Regions from separate parts of the Mus musculus genome. Here region 2 is linked to region 1. A link is a loop called in an ENCODE intact Hi-C map of the cell type or tissue named here. Cell type or tissue: left cerebral cortex. All regions are shown on one strand.

Evidence for each region. Hi-C counts contacts between places; a loop is a spot of excess contacts. Peaks named below come from ENCODE experiments on the same cell type or tissue, not always from the same donor. Only the 100,000 strongest peaks of a DNase experiment are listed, where the experiment ranks them.
Region 2: it touches region 1 in a loop (3-fold over the local background); 3 of 42 quality-filtered maps call a loop at or near these places.

The regions. Positions count from the first base shown.
Region 1 is chr1:122,353,539-122,361,538 of GRCm38, reverse strand. No RefSeq gene overlaps it. Among named protein-coding and RNA genes, the nearest start is that of Gm28590, 150 kb to the right of the region's middle. In left cerebral cortex, no CTCF peak of the experiment used is centred here; a DNase peak (open chromatin) is centred at 4,334.
Region 2 is chr1:121,795,250-121,803,249 of GRCm38, reverse strand. No RefSeq gene overlaps it. Among named protein-coding and RNA genes, the nearest start is that of Ddx18, 230 kb to the right of the region's middle. In left cerebral cortex, a CTCF peak has its summit at 4,595; DNase peaks (open chromatin) are centred at 521 and 4,531; H3K4me3 peaks cover 188 bases.

The DNA.
Region 1 (8,000 bases):
CCAAAATCCCCAGCAATGGGGAGATGGAACCTGAAGAGACCATCTCCAGTAGATAGACAGAACCCCCCAGTAGAGGGATCAGGTCACCAACCCACATTTATAACTTATGACCCAAAGTTGTCCTTGTATAAAAGAAAGGCAAGGACAAAAATGGAGCAGAGACTGAAAGAAAAGCCATCCAGTGACCAGCCCAACTTGGGATCCATCCCATGGACAGGTACCATTACTGACACTATTACTGATGTCATGTTTTTCTTACAGACAGGAGTCTAGCATGGTTGTCATCTGAGAGACTTTACCAGAAGCTGACATAGACAGTTGCAAATGCCTACAGTCAACCATTGGACTGATGTCAGGAATCCCTATAAAAGTCAGGTGAAGGACTGAAGGGGCTGAAGGGGATGCAAACCCCATAGGAAGACCAACAGTGTCAACTAACCTTCACCCCTGGGAGCTCCCAGAGTCTAATCCACCAACCAAAGAGCATACATGGACTGGCCTGAGGCTCTCAGCACATATGTAGCAGAGGACTGCCTTGTCTGGCCTCAGTGAGAGAAGAAGTGCCTAATCCTATTGATTGATTGATACCCCCCCCCCCCACACAGGAAGCAGATGCTTGGGAGGGGAACAACCTCTCAGAGGCAAATGGGGAATGGAGTGAAGAATGCTTTGAGGAGTGAAGTGGGAGGGGCAACATTTGAAATGTAAATAAATAAAATAATCAATTAAAAAGCAAAAAAGATAGTTAGAAACCCAACCGAAAAAGCAGTCTCAAGAACTGTGACTCAAATATTAACAGTATTGATTTGAAATTGTGATCATTTAATAACCTACCTTTTGCTTTGTTAGCTTTCAGTTACTACAAACAAGTTGCTGCCTTGCTCAGGAGACTCACATAAAATGAGTATTATTAAAACCTTCTGCCCAGAAAAAAAAAGGTGGGTGTGGGCAAAAAGGCAACCCTTGAATACCTTTCTAGCTCTGAGGAATTTCTGGTACATAGTTTCTGTCCTGCAGTTGTCATTGCTGGTATCTGCCCAGTGGCAGAGGGATGAGCATAGCACATTCTACCTCCTCCTTTCCCATTATGACAAATAAAAGAACATTTCTGTTTATAGTTGAGCCAATTCTGCTATTAGCTATTGAGCGTTCCTCTTGCAGATATATCAGGGCCCTGCTTTCTTTCTTTTATTTTTTATGTGACCTGGCTTGCTCCCCATGGCTTGCTTCAACTGCTTTCCCACAGCACCACCAGTCCAGCTGTGGCACCCTCTGTAGTGAGTTGATCTCTCCCTGACCAATTGTTATTTAAGAAAATACCCACTGCCTGAACTTATTGAGGCATTTTCTCCATTGAAGTTCCCTCCTCTCAAATGACTCTAGTGCAACAATTCTCAACCTCTGGTTTGGGTATAATGACCATTTCATAGAGGTTGTCTAAGACCAACTGCCTATTAGATATTTATATTACAGTTTATAATAGCAGTGAAGGTACTGATATGAAGTAGCAACTAAATAATTGTATGGGTGTGGATCACCACCACAGCATGAGGTGTATTGTATTAAAACTTCTCTGTGAATTTCTTTTTCTCATTAAAATATTGAGAACATTACTACAGGGGAAAAAAAGAATAATTAAAATACACTTAAATAAGCTCTCCACTAAAAGACACATAACAGAAGCAACTCTACAAAAGTCAACAGTGAGTGGAGGCAAGTAATAGATAAGGGAGAAAATCAAAGATACATATATTTATCTATGTTATTTCTAGATCTATAGATAGCATTGATGGAATTTCTAAGGAAATAGATAAGGAGAAGATGAGGTTGTTTTCAGACATCTGGCCAGCATTGGCAGTACCCTAGAGGTGTGAAATGAATGGGTAAGTCAAGAATCTAAAATAATGTGCAGGATGAGGAGAAATGTAAGGTGTACTCTGGATATAAAGTGCCTCTGAACACGCCAAGGAAGATTTTGCAGGCTGAGAGGAAAGCTCAGAGAAGTGTGATCTGCATAAGATCCATGGTGATTCTTTTTCCTTTTAATAATTGCTAAAGCCCACCGTAAGCAAATCCCAGCACAGATCAAAGGTTGATTTCACTGGTAAAACCAAAGTCACAGACCTTTCTTTCTGTTGACCTTTTTCGATTAGTTGTCTATTGTTTTATTTTATTTCTTTTTTTTAAATCTATTTATTTCGTTTACCCACACATATGCCAGGGTACTTCATGAAGACAGGGGGCAACTTGCTAGAATTGCTTTTCTTCTTGCACTATGTGGATCCCACGGATGAAACTCAAGACATTGCATAGAGTGACAAATGCCTTTGCCTACTGTCCAGGCCTATTTGCTCTCTCTTTTTTTTATGTGAAAGGTTATTTAATAAAAGTTGCATTATCATCTGTGAATCTTACAGCAGGATGTAGGAGGAATGGTGTGCCACATCTGCATCAATGTGCAGGTCAAAGGCATCTCCTGCAGGAGGACCTAATTTAGGACTACCTGAGAGACCAAGGATTGCTGGCACAGACAATGCCAACCAATCAGGAACTGCTATTTAGAGGAGCTACTTTCTTGGGACCAATGGGGCATTGATGGAGAGTATTAAAGAAGCTTGCAGCAGCATTCAGGTGAGCTTGCTGCAGCCTTTCTCCCTTGCTCTGCAGTCTGTGTTGTTGATTCAGTGCCACCTCACCTCCAATGCCCAAGGGCAAATAGGGTCGAATGGCACAGGTAACATCTGTCACCCAGAGTGGTCTATGGACTACTTCATCATCTTTTTTTTTTTTAAGTTCCCTATAAACTTCCCCTACCCACCCACTCCTACTTCTTGGCCCTGGCGTTCCCCTGTACTGGGGCATATAAAGTTTGCAATACCAAGGAGCCTCTCTTCCCAATGATGGCCGACTAGTCCATCTTCTGATACACAGCTAGAGACATAAGCTCTGGGGGTACTGTTTAATTCATATTGTTGTTCCACCTATAGGGTTGCAGACCTCTTCAGCTCCTTGGTTGCTTTCTCTAGCTTCTCCATTGGGGGCCCTGTGTTCTATCCAATAGATGACTGTGAGGATCCACTTCTGTATTTGCCAGGCACTGGCATAGCCTCATATGAGACAGCTATATCAGGGTCCTTTCAGCAAAATCATTGTTTTGTGGCTACTTTTGTGATCCTCCTTTTCTAGGGGCTCATTTTGCCTGTAACTGCAAGGACTGTGCCCATGGTTTTCCCTGACCTGCTCTTCTTCTCCTTGGAGTTACTGTCATGCCCCTTTATGTAGTTTCTTCAGTGAGTTGGCCCCTTATTGTTTTATGCTGTGGGTCCTGTGAAGGTGAGTACACAGACCTCACTTCTGTCTTCTTTATCTCTGTTGTCTGTTCATCCCAGTGACTGTCATACTGTCTCTTTTGGTCTCAGTTCAACAATGAGCATGTGGTGGCCATCTTTTCTTTTTTTCCTTTGTCTTTGTTTTTCTGCTCACCCTAGCAAATCTACATACTTTCAGTTCTGGTCTAGGTTACAGGGTGAGCATGTGGACTCTTTTCTGTCTTCTTTGTCTTTGTCCACTATTCTCTAAGAGCTACTTACTTTCACTTTCAGCTTGTCTTCATCCTGGTATCTGACATAGGGACTTCCAGGTGATGGAACAGGGAACTGACTCCCAAACACCTTTTCCAACTGAGGACACCATGAAGGCATATAGCCTTTGAGCTACACTTGAGGGAGTCCCCTGCTTAGTATAAGACTTTTCTTGCCTTGCCTGTCATATCTCTCATATCTGTTCATTGTTTGTTTCCTTTGCTCTTGTCATTATGGGTCCCCTCCCCTCTACCATCAAGGAACCCCAGATTAGGGCACTCAAAACCCTTCTAGTTACTTGTGGTCTCAAGATAAAAACATGATATAGACCAACTTTGAGAGGAAGTTGCTATTTTGGCCCCCTGGATGTCACCAGAGAATATGTAGGACCCTGACCCCTGGATGTGTGTTCTCTTCCTCATCTGCAAGATCAAGGTACAGTCTGGGATTACACCTCCCTTGTGTTTTGTCCCTTTCCTCCTTACAGTTATTGCCAGTCTTAAGAATTCTTCCCCAGAGGAAGTGGTGGCTGCCCATTACAAACAGTGCCAGGATCAGGCTAATATTCAACTTTCTATTATGAACCACTCCCAATTTTCCAGGAAAGTAAAATGATCTCAAGGCGCGGCGCGGCGCGCGAAATGTGGTGTACAGAAGACCCACTCCCCAGCGCCGCTTGTGGGCTCAAGTCCTTCTGATGGAGGCCCAGCCCCAGGCTTGGGTCTTCCCGGAGTCGGGTTGCTTGGGAATGCAGCCCAAAGCGGGTGGTAAACTCCATCTAAGGCTAAATACGGGCATGAGACCGATAGTCAACAAGTACCTTAAGGGAAAAAAAATGATCTCAAGAATGAGTATGAGGGTGCCTCTGCTCCGGCCATCTGGTAGTCAGGCTCCAGGCCATCCTCTACCCCTGCTCTCCCAGGTCCCTCGCTCACTAGCCCTTCTGCCCCTGCCCCATTGGAGGTTCTCCCAGCTTACCCATAAAGTGGTTTAGAGGGACTTTGCCTTCCAGCAGTTATTCCTGTGGTGGTCGCTCCTGCGATGCCTGTCCCTCGAGCTGGACTGCCATTCCCCTGGGGGGCCTCATTCTTCTAAGGTATATTGTGAGGCTTTACCTGTCAATCCTGGCCTTAGTGCAGCGACTAGGTCCGGAATTCCCACTCAGCTGGCAAACTTGGCACTAATCAGAAATGCTGCCAATGATTCTGGCCCAGATTCCCCTTATTTTGAGCAAGTGCTAAAGCAATGGGCCATTTACCATCAGACCTATTATGATTGGTATAATCTCCTTAAGGTGGTGCTTGACCTTGCCTTGTTTCTTAATTGGTGGTCTGTATATCATGACTTGGCTGAGAATCAGGCTAGGATTAACCTAGAATATAACCTTAATGTTACTTGTGACACAGGGGCATCCATTAACCCTGGCATCATTCAGGCCACTGTCTGACTGCATGCTTACTTTAACCAGGTTGCTGATCTTGCCTTCAAGGCCCTTAAGGCCTGCACCGCTCAGTTGGCTCAGGCAAAGTCTTCAGACAAGGGCAAAAATGTAGCCACATTCTTCATCAAAATACCACAAAAACAGTCGCTAGGCCACATGTTGAAATTCTCTACTGAAACCTCTTAGGCCAGGTCTGCATAATTCAAATCACTCTCAGTATCAAGTCTTCTGTATTCCTACTGGGATAGCCCATTAAGTCCCATTTAAAGCATCCCACGGCTTTCCAAATCCAAAGTCCCAAAATACACATTCTTCTAAACAAAAGTATGGTTAGATCACAATACCCCAGTCTCTGGTACCAACTTCTGTCTTAGTTATAGTTTTTCTGCTATGAACAGACACCATGACCAACACAACGTCTTATAAAGGACAACGTTTAATTGGGCTGGCTTACAGGTTCAGAGTTTCAGTCCATCATTATCAAAGTGGGAGCATGGCAGCATCTATCAAGGCAGACATGATGCAGGCAGAGCTGAGTGTTCTATATCTTCATTTGAAGGCTGCTAGTGGAAGATTGACTTCCAGGCAGTTAGGGTAACTGTCTTAAGCCCACACCCACAGTGACACACCTACTCCAAAAAGGCCACACCTCCTAATTGTTCCATCCCCTAGACTGAGCATATATAAACCATAATAGCTATGAAACCTCAAATACGCCAAACCCAATGACTCACTTCTTCCGGAAGAGCCCAACCTCCTATAAGTTGTGTAGCTACACTAAACAGCACCATTAATGTGAGACCAAGTTGAGAGACACATAAAACCATGAGGACATTCCACATTTGGCCATGTGAGATAAGATGTTGCTTATTTGTGATGGATAGTTTTATGTTAATGGAATGTCCTCATGGTTTTTGAGGGTCCTGCTTATTGGCTTGCTTCTTATGGCTTGCTCAGTTTGATTTCTTATTGTACTTAAGACCAACAGACTAAGGGTGGCATCACCCACAGAGAGCTGGTCTCTACCACATTAGTCATTAATCAAGAAAAACTACCATAGGCTTGCCTACAGGCCAATCTGGGTGATGATAGTAGAGGGAGCATTTTCTCAATTGAGACTCCATCTTCCCAAATGACTCTAACTGGTGTCCCCTTGTGTTTGTTTTGGTCATGGTCTTTATCACAGCAATAGAAACCCTAACTAGGATACTATTGTTATTAAAGATACTGAGCCAGTCACTTGAAAATTGTCTGGCTTTGAACTAGGGCCAGACACTTAGGTGTATGCAGCAACGCGTATAAAGCTGCTTGCATATTGTGCTACGCATAAACAAGTTATCTAAAATACTAGGGCACTGACAATCAACAGAAGGAAAGAGGGGTTCTTCAATAGTACTACAGTGGTATTCTGTTTGGATGCTTTTGATAATGTGTCTTCATTGAGTAAAACACCTTGAAATCTCACACTGTGGCTTTGTCATTGAGCATGGATTATTAGCCTGAACTGTGCTTTGAACCACACAGGCAGCCCAGGGATGTGCTGGTAGGTTCTCTTGACTTTCAGTTTCACAAGATTTCTTGAAAATAATGCTGATGCCTTTGCATGTTGCTAAAGATAGTGTATCTTACCCTAAGTGCATTAGTGCTGCTGAGATCTGTTCTCATTTCTTGGGGTAATGTTAGCTCTTCTCGCTTTTGAGGTTGTTCGGTACAGCAGTTTCTAGGAGCCCATATCTTACAATCTTTCCTTGCAAACTGTTTAGAACAGTCACTGTAGATGGTAAACTATGAAAAGTGTGTGTTTGTGTGTGTGTGTGTGTGTGTGTGTGTGTATGTGTGTGTGTGTGCTCACACACATGTGTGGTTGGCTTGTAAGCAAGGGGAAAACACAACCTATCCTTCTCTTTATCACTCTATGTCTAATTCTTTTCTTAAGAAATTATCTCTCACAGAGCCTGAACCTAAGGTGGCAGCGAAAGAGCATCAGTGAGCATCTTACTTCAATCCCCCAGAGAACACAGAGGACAGGCACACTGGGTCACTCCAGGCTTTATGGGTCAGTTATGAGGTTCCAACTCATATCATCATACCTGTGCAGCAAAGATTTTGAAGGACTGACAACAATGAGAACGTTATAAAAAAGATATATGCCTCTAACAAAAAAAAATATAAAAATTTTAAACATTGGTTATAATCACTTTTAATCAAAGACTTAGAATCAATAAGAGTCAAGGTCTATGGCTCAGTGGTAGAATATGGGTCTAGTACAACTGAGATCCAACCTCCAGCACCTCCAGTCACATCAGTGCAAACTTGATCTTCACCACCACCATCATCCCCAGGAACATAATTTATGAAACATGTAATCTTGTATTTTTAAGTGTGTGTGTGTGTGTGTGTGTGTGTGTGTGTGTGTGTGTAGGTGTGTGTGTGTGTGTGTGTGCATGCACATGCACTACCCACAGAGGCCAGAAGAAGGTATAAAATCACATGGGCAGAAGTAGTTACAGGATGTTTTTAACTGCTGAACCATCTCTCCCACAGCCCCCAAATGAATGTACTGTGTTACTACTCAGTAAATTTCAACTTAAAATTTAAATAAATACCACAATTCTCTCAGCAAATATTTAAATAATAGTGCTGCCCAGTGGTCTGTGAAACTAGAAAATATGCCCTTCTGTCCTCAGAGGGAAAGATAAGCATGGGAAATTTGGAGAGAAACAGAGAGCATGGTCTGTGAATCAGCACAGTTCTCATTAATATTCAGAAGCGTTTCCACAGAATAGCATTCGAACCAGAAAAAGAAAAATGTAAAATTCATGAGATAGGTTAGTAATATATTAGTTATATATTCATAAAATAGTATACAATTATATTTAATATGTAATATATGCAATTGTATTAAATCTAAAAATATTTTAAATAATAAAATATTATATATAATATAATAATTTCCATATGTCTGTGTTAAACATTAA
Region 2 (8,000 bases), 560 kb after region 1:
TTTGAGTACGATGCCAAGAACTTAGAAACACCTGGTCTAGTCAGACCCCAGGTAACACAAGGAGTAGACCATACATTGAGGGAGTGTGTAGTGCACACAGCCAGTTAACAGCCACTTGGCTTTCTGTGAAATGGCAACACATCTCCCCATTGTAAAGAACCTGTCTCTCCATACCTCTCTGCTGTTAGATTGTCTCACATATGATTATGATTTCTTTCATTCTGTTTTTCTGTTTTACTCTCTATGCTCCAGAGTTGTTGGGTTTCTTTTTCTTTTTCTTTTTCTTTTGGCCCTCTGCCAGTCACTAATGTAATGAGAGGCTTGGAAGTCTTCCCTGAATCTCCATTTACAGAGATTTTAAAATTCCCCACTGACCATTTGAAAAGAAGAAGTACATAAATCTATAAAACAAAATCCAGTGGGTGCACCTGGCATTTCTTCAGGATGGAACCAGATAGTCCCTGACTTTGGGTGGCAGTGCCGAGCACAGGCTCCGACAACGGTGTTGGTTGGAATCTGTTGAGATGAAGCAAGAATGAGTTTCTATCACACTGCAAGCTGTTAGAACTTCAGGAACCAAGCCAACTCTGTCCCAGGCCTGATATTCATGCCAAGGTTTCCACTGTGAGCTCCATGCACCTGAGGGCTGGTCCTCGGGAGTATGTGCAGGATGGACCATCTTATAACAGTAGGCAGACATCCATAGATGCCCTGTGGAAGTCACTTAAGCTCAATTATTGGCTTTTCACCCTAGGAATGGGGATTAACTGCTATCTTACTGGCAGAAAGTGACCTACTTAACAATAGGCTAGCTAGCTAGAGCATCATAAAGACCATGGGTCAGAAGTCTATGGTGTGCTGACTCTACAGTGACATTTGGGAGACTTCTTGACACAAAAGACATTAGTTTGGTAGGGAAATTACCAGGTATCTCCCAGCATTTATTCTGAGGTGGCTGTCTACGAGTTACTGGTATTCACTGTTATTATTGCAGTGATGATGATGATGATGTTATAAATGAAGGTGTGTTCTCTCTCTTTCACACACGCACACAGCACCTGTGGAGGGCAACTGGTTCTCTCCTCCCATGGGGAGGCCAAGGATCAAACCCTCACACTCAGATGAACAGGCTTGGCAGCACGCACCCTCACCTACTGAGCCATCTTGCCAGCCTCCTCGTTTCTCTAATCCTGACGTTTCTGTTTGACAGGAAAAGCTGATACAAGTAGCTGACTGCCCTGTGCAGAACGGTTGAGGAATGTCACTTCTTATATATAACTGCCGCAGAGCAAGAAATATTTTAGGCATATATCCCACTTTCCCTCACTGAGGCATGGAGTGGAATCAGTGGGGTGGATGTCAGTGCTCTTGGAATAAGCACCAATTTAAAATGGAAAGAAGCAGAAGCAACGGTGATGTGCAACATTTGCTTCTGGTTTAAAAAAAAAAAATCAAATCTGACTGTTTGCATTGTCAACCCTTAGGGCAGCAGTGATGTCGTTTTGAATTTGAACAGCCCCAGGATACAGTTGCAGCTCTACACACATGAAACAAAACAGCAAGATTTACAGTTTCTACGTACATTTTGTCAAACTCTTGAATCTGATCCATACAATCTGGGTTATTCCTAGCAACGACTTAGAAAATAATGTCTAAGATGACAGACAGTTCTTTATCTGCCATTCTTTCCTTTCCTTTCTGTTTTTCTTCCTTTTGTTTTGTTTTTTATTTAGCTTTTTTGTTCTTTTAATTTTGTTTAATGTGTGTGTGTGTGCCCACATGTAGGTCAGTGCACCATGTACAAGCAGTACTGACAGGGGCCAGAAGAAGGCATTGGATCCCAAAACTGGAGTTACAGTTGTGAGCCTGCACACAGATGCTAGGAATTAAGTGCAGGTCCTCTGGAAAAATACCAGTAAACACTAAGCCGTCTATCCAGCCCCTTGTTTGTTTTTTGAGATAGAGGGTCACATAGAATGACTAGCTTTGAAATTGCTATGTGCCTTTGTCTGGTCTTGAACTCTTAATCTGTCAGCGTCTATCTCCCTGGAATCACAGGTGTGTGCCACCACACACAGCTCAATCCCTTGCTTCCTTCCTCCCTCCTTCATCCCCTCCTCCGTCCTTCCTCCCTCCTCCCTCCCCTCTATCAACACCACCTCTTCCCCCTCTCTCTCTTGCCACTGTAGCCATCTCCAGAAATTATATATATGTGTGTGTATGTATGTATATATATATGTTACTCATTAAGACTTACTAAACTGATGAAATCGCTCTGTTACTTCTGGCACTACTTCCTCTAGGCATAAACATGTCAGCCTCAGCTACTCTTCCAGAGATGACTACCCCCCATTCCCAACTCCCAACCCCCCAAAATAATGCATGTTTTTCATCTATCTCTATAATTCATAAAATGTAAATTGTCATAAAGTGTAATTAACTAACACTTAATATCCAATTAGTTCATCACGTGTAACCTTAACCAGACTAGCCAGAGTTCAAATCTCACTTCTGTTTCCTGTTAACTATGAGACATTAGCAGAATCTTCTAACATATCATGCCTCATTTCTTGAGGGATAAAATTGGGATGGCCCCATTATCTACCTGACAGGAAGCAAATGGGTGAATATGTGCAGAGTATTCGTAAGCATGCCTGGCAGCCAGCCAGCACAGTAGAGGTGCTGACCATTTCCTAATCAACCACGAGAGGCTAACTGATGGTTAGCCATTAGCACAAACATCTATTACCCGCTTCTGACAGAGTTGAGTTTCTCACCTCCGTCCAGAAACCCACATATAATCCTTCTGCTTGATTTTCTCATCAGGCAAGAAAAATAAGTCATCAAAACAATTACTGTCTAACAAAAAAAAAAAAAAAGTACTTGTCAACTCTAACTTAGATTTTCTCTCTTCAGACACCTCACTTTGTTTTAAAGGAGATGAACAGAGTCTATGGAGATACCTAGGTTAGTGAAGTGTTTGTTGTGCAAGCAAGAATCCCTGAGTTCAGTCTGCAGCACTGTGTAAAAGCTGAACACAACAGATGCCTGTAATCCCAACAGTCAGAGACAGAAACGACCAAAGCCCTTAGGCTCAGTGACCAGCCCACTTAGGTTGATTGGTGAGCTCCAGGTTCACTGAGAGATGCTGGAAAGTGATGGAAAGTGACACTTAATGTCAAACTCTAGCCTTCACAGATGTGCACACACATACATGTGCACTCATAAACATGTACAGACACATAAATGTACATTTGTGAACTGAGTGTGTGTGTGTGTGTGTGTGTATGTGTGTGTGTGTATACAGTATATAGATATGGATATAGATATAGACATAGACATAGACATAGACATAGACATAGACATAGATATAGAGCGAGAGATAGACAGAGAAAGACAGAGAGAGAGAGAGAGAACAGCTATGTTTACCGAGGGAATAATGTCTGTGGTCAGTTTCTTTGTTTTGAAGGCATCAAAGAGGAGTCACCATGGAAATACTGCCTCCATATCCCCATCCTCATCCTGGTCTTTAGGAATACCTAGCTTCCCACCGTTCCAGACATTTGTGTTTTTTGTTTGTTCTTTATAAGTGATTTCTCTTTTTTTAATATTTTTATTACATATTTTCCTCAATTACATTTCCAATGATATCCCAAAAGTCCCCCATACCCATTTCTCACATGCTCAAAATGGATCACTCTATACACCTTGCCCTTAGGGTAAACACTTTTGAACTTGGCTGGACAACACTGTCCGTAAAGTAGGCCATGGCTTCTGAGCAACTGTGGGAACCCTAATCTTTGTCATCTGTCCACACTAGACACTTAATGTCCCCACAGTTCACCTGATGCTCTTTTACTGCTATTGCAGAGTGAGACTCAAAGACGGACAAGGGCAGCCTTTGAAATCTAGAAAATGAAATGTATTTAATAAAAAGTATTAATTTAGCACAGCATTAAGTTAATCAATTAAAATATTAGTGAAAGGACTTTTTACAAAAGGAAAATTAGAAGTACATCCAAACATATTATATTAGACAAATTAGCCCTTCTGAGAGCTTTCCCAAAGCACTAAATAAACAAAAGAAAAAAGGGAAAGACTATAAGATGACATCTTTGCAAAATCAGAGTTTCAGGACCCCCAACCTTGAAATGTAACCCAGCTCTAACTTAGAGATCTGGTTAGAAGTTAGACCTGAAAGCTGTTCTTTTGGTTCCTGGGTTCTTATGAGCAGGACTTAATATCTCACCACAAATCCACACACAGGAGGCTTCACACAACCTGAAGCTCTAGCTGGCTTGAGTCAGCCTTAGGAAAAGAAGTAAAGGAAGACCGGGAAATGCTATTTCTCCAAATTACCAATCTAAGAATGCAAAGGCAGAATGCTAGAGTTAAGTTCTCCGTGTTCCTCCATCTGATCCTGTACCATCACCTGCCAAAAGAGCCCCACCCGTGTCTGTGTGTGTGTGTGTGTGTGTGTGTGTGCGCGCGCGCGCGCGCGCGCATGCTCAAAGACACTCAAACTCTACCCCAGCAGCCCTTCTCAGTGTCAAATCTGGATAGTGTTCTTTTCCAGATGGTGTCTCAACAGTGACACCTAGAGATGTCTCAGAAAATGAGTTTGTGAAAGAAGCTGAAGTTTCTCAATCTCGCTTTGTAATCTCCCCCCCCCCAAACCTGTTTATGTTGTATTTTGATTTTTCAAAGTGTTTATCATTTATTTATCCTTATGAGTGTTTCATTTTTATATTTTGCACTGTCATTGAAAGTATCCTAGGTAGCTAAAGACACTTGTATTTACCTGTAGGAAGGATTCATTTTCATAGTTAAAACAAGTAGCAGAGAGGAATTGCAGTTTGTCCATTTTAATGTAGAAAAGATGAAATGTGGGACCAAAGATATAAGCACAGTGTGGTAATTTGAATATGTTTGGCTCAGGGAGTGGCATTATTTGGCAGTGTGGTCTTCTTGGAGTAGGTGTGGCCTTGCTGGAGGGAGTGTGTCACTGTGGGTGTGTGCTTTAAGACCGTCATCCTAGCTGCATGGAAGCCAGCATTCTCCCTCTTCTCCTGACTGCCTTCAGATGAAGATGTAGAACTCTCAGCAACTCCTGCACCATGCCTGCCCAGATGCTGCTGTGTTCCCACCCTGATGGTAATGGACTGAATCTCTGAACCTGTAAGCCAGCCCCAATTAAATGTTGTTCTTACAAGAGTTGCCTTGGTCATGGTGTCTGTTCATAGCTACCCATTGTTGGGATAGTTGAACTACAGACTGTAAGTCATTACAATAAATGCCCTTCATATGTAGAGACATTCCATAAGTTCTGTGACCCTTAGAAAAGCCTGGCTAATATACAGTTAATAAAACTGAACAAATCAATCGATCTCTAAACAACTTTGAGGTGCAGATGGTACCAAAGCTGCTGGAGAAGTGGCTCAGGGGTTAAGAGCATGAACTGCTCTTGTAGCACTCATGTAAGGTGTAAGGTGGCTCATGACTGCCTGTAATTCCAGATCCAGGACATCCAAATGTTCTCTCTGGCCTCTAAGGACAGACACCTGGGACACACACACACACACACACACACACACACAGAGAGAGAGAGAGAGAGAGAGAGAGAGAGAGAGAGAGAGAGAGAGAGAGACAGAGAGACAGAGAGACAGAGAGACAGAGAGAGACAGAGACAGAGACAGAGAGAGACAGAGACAGAGACAGAGACAGAGGCAGAGGCATCAACTAATAAAAGAATTTAATTTAACACCAAAATGAAACAAATTAATTAACCTAGTGAAAGTTGTGAGGTTGTGGTGAAAACAAGAAGCCTGACGCATGCCCTCCTCAAGGTCCACACCTTTGATAAGCATAAAGTGAGATGGAGTTTGTGATCTTTTCTGCCTGTCATGTGTCCCACAAACCATAAAGAACCATTGAACAGCATTACTGACCTAGCTGTAAGGATTAAGTCGGGAGTGGATATTACCAAGATACACTGTGGATATCTATGAAATTGTCAAGGAATAAATCAAAGAGACTATAATGAGAGGACATGGAAAAGGAACTTGGGTCACTGGTCACATGTTCTTCAAGGGATATGGTCTTAGTCAGGGCCCCAGCTTCCTCTTTTCCTCCTGGCTACCACAAAGTGAGCAGCTGCGCTCTACCACACACTCATCACCAGGCTTTTCTGTCTCACCGTAGGACCAAAAACAAGGAGCCAACGCCCACGGACCAAAGCCTTTATAGGTTATCTCAGGGGTTCTGGGAAAGTTAACACAAAACTGACAAGCATAGCATCTTCCCTGAATGGATCAATAAGGATCAGGATCAAATAACATTTGGGTTTTCAAGTCTGCATTGCAGCCATTAAAAAGTTAAGACAAGTTGTATATAACCACTGAAAGGTCTTCAAAGAAGCACTGACAGATAGACCAAGTGAGTCTCTTGCAGATTCCCTCGCCTGTCTGATCTTCCCCAAGTATCATCTGCTGTCACAGATCCTTCCAAGTCACCTCTTAGCTCTTCATCAGATTGTACTCAAGCTCTGGCCACCCCATTGATCCTGCTTCGTGCTATGGCATCAGTCACTTCCCTTCCTACTGAAGATCAGTGTAACCGAGGTTAATATTCATTCTACTTGAGTTTGATACTCAGACCCTCGGATCCTTAAGGACTGGAGATAAATTAAAGACAGAAGAGATATGCCATGTGGGTAGATGCTGGGAATCAAACCGATGTCCTCTGGATGAATACCCAGGGCTCTTACAGGAAGAGCTATCTCTTCAGCTCTTCTAGAACAACTGTTTGTTTGTTTGTTTGTTTGTTTGTTTGTTTGTTTGTTTGTTTGTTGTAAGAAATAATACAAGTGGCAAGTGAGGTATGTCCAACTGAGTTTGATATCCTGAAACATGGTCATGTTGTTTTTATTTAACATGTATGTGTGTTTGTCTACATGTATGTCTATGCACCACAAACCTGTGAATGCTAGAAGACATCAGCATCTGCAACCACAGCACTGAGGTGCTAGAGACAGGTGGAGCCCAGGGGTTCACTATTTGGCCATACAGACCACTTGATGAGCTCCTGGCCAGTCAGAAATCCTGTCTCAAAAATACAAGGTGGGTGGTGCCTAAGGTAGGACAGATGAGGCTGTGATCTACATTCCGAATGTGTGTGCATGTATGCACACACATTCATCAGTGTGCATGTAGAGGGGGTAGAAGAGGTGCTGTTCTCTACATTTCACATACATGTGCATGAACATCCACACACCAATCGGCACAGAGACAAAGTGGAGAAGATAATGATGTCTGCATTCCACATGCAAGGTCTGTCCAAGCTTGGCAGCCTCCTGAGAGCAAATAGTCTCTCTTTCTTGGAAGCAAGCTCGAGGGAAGACTATAAATACTTAAACATTAATATTGTTATCCTTGTCACATGAAAAAATGAATTAATGATTTCCTGGATGTTCTCTGGGACTGACCTCGGTGGCTCCATCCTGTGTTCTGTTCATCTTATTACCAATTCTTCCCTAAAGTCTTTCCTCCTTAGAGTCAGGAACTGTCATCTGTAAGTAATGGGCCATGCACACAGATCCTGCTCCTGCAATGAGTGTGGCTAGGGTAATATTCCCACCCCCTCTCCCGGGTCTCCACGGGGTATCCAAAGCCTGCGTGTCATCCCTGAGCAATTTTCATCAACTCTCTCAGAACTTGCCTGAGGAGAGGAGGGGGGCTGGAGCGGAACTGTCTCTTTAATGGGATTTTAATGTGATCTTCAGCAAACTAATCTTATTTAGATATCATAGGAAGCCGTGTAATCTCATCTGGGCACTCTTATTTCCTACAGAAGAAGGGAAAGCTTTGTAATTCATTTTCGGCAACAGGAACACTTTAATAAAACCGGCTTCCGAAGGTTAAATGATCAGACAAACAGCTGCAGCCCCAAGACCCTCTATCCATCTCTTTGATTGGGGCAACCGTGACAACAAAATGACCACT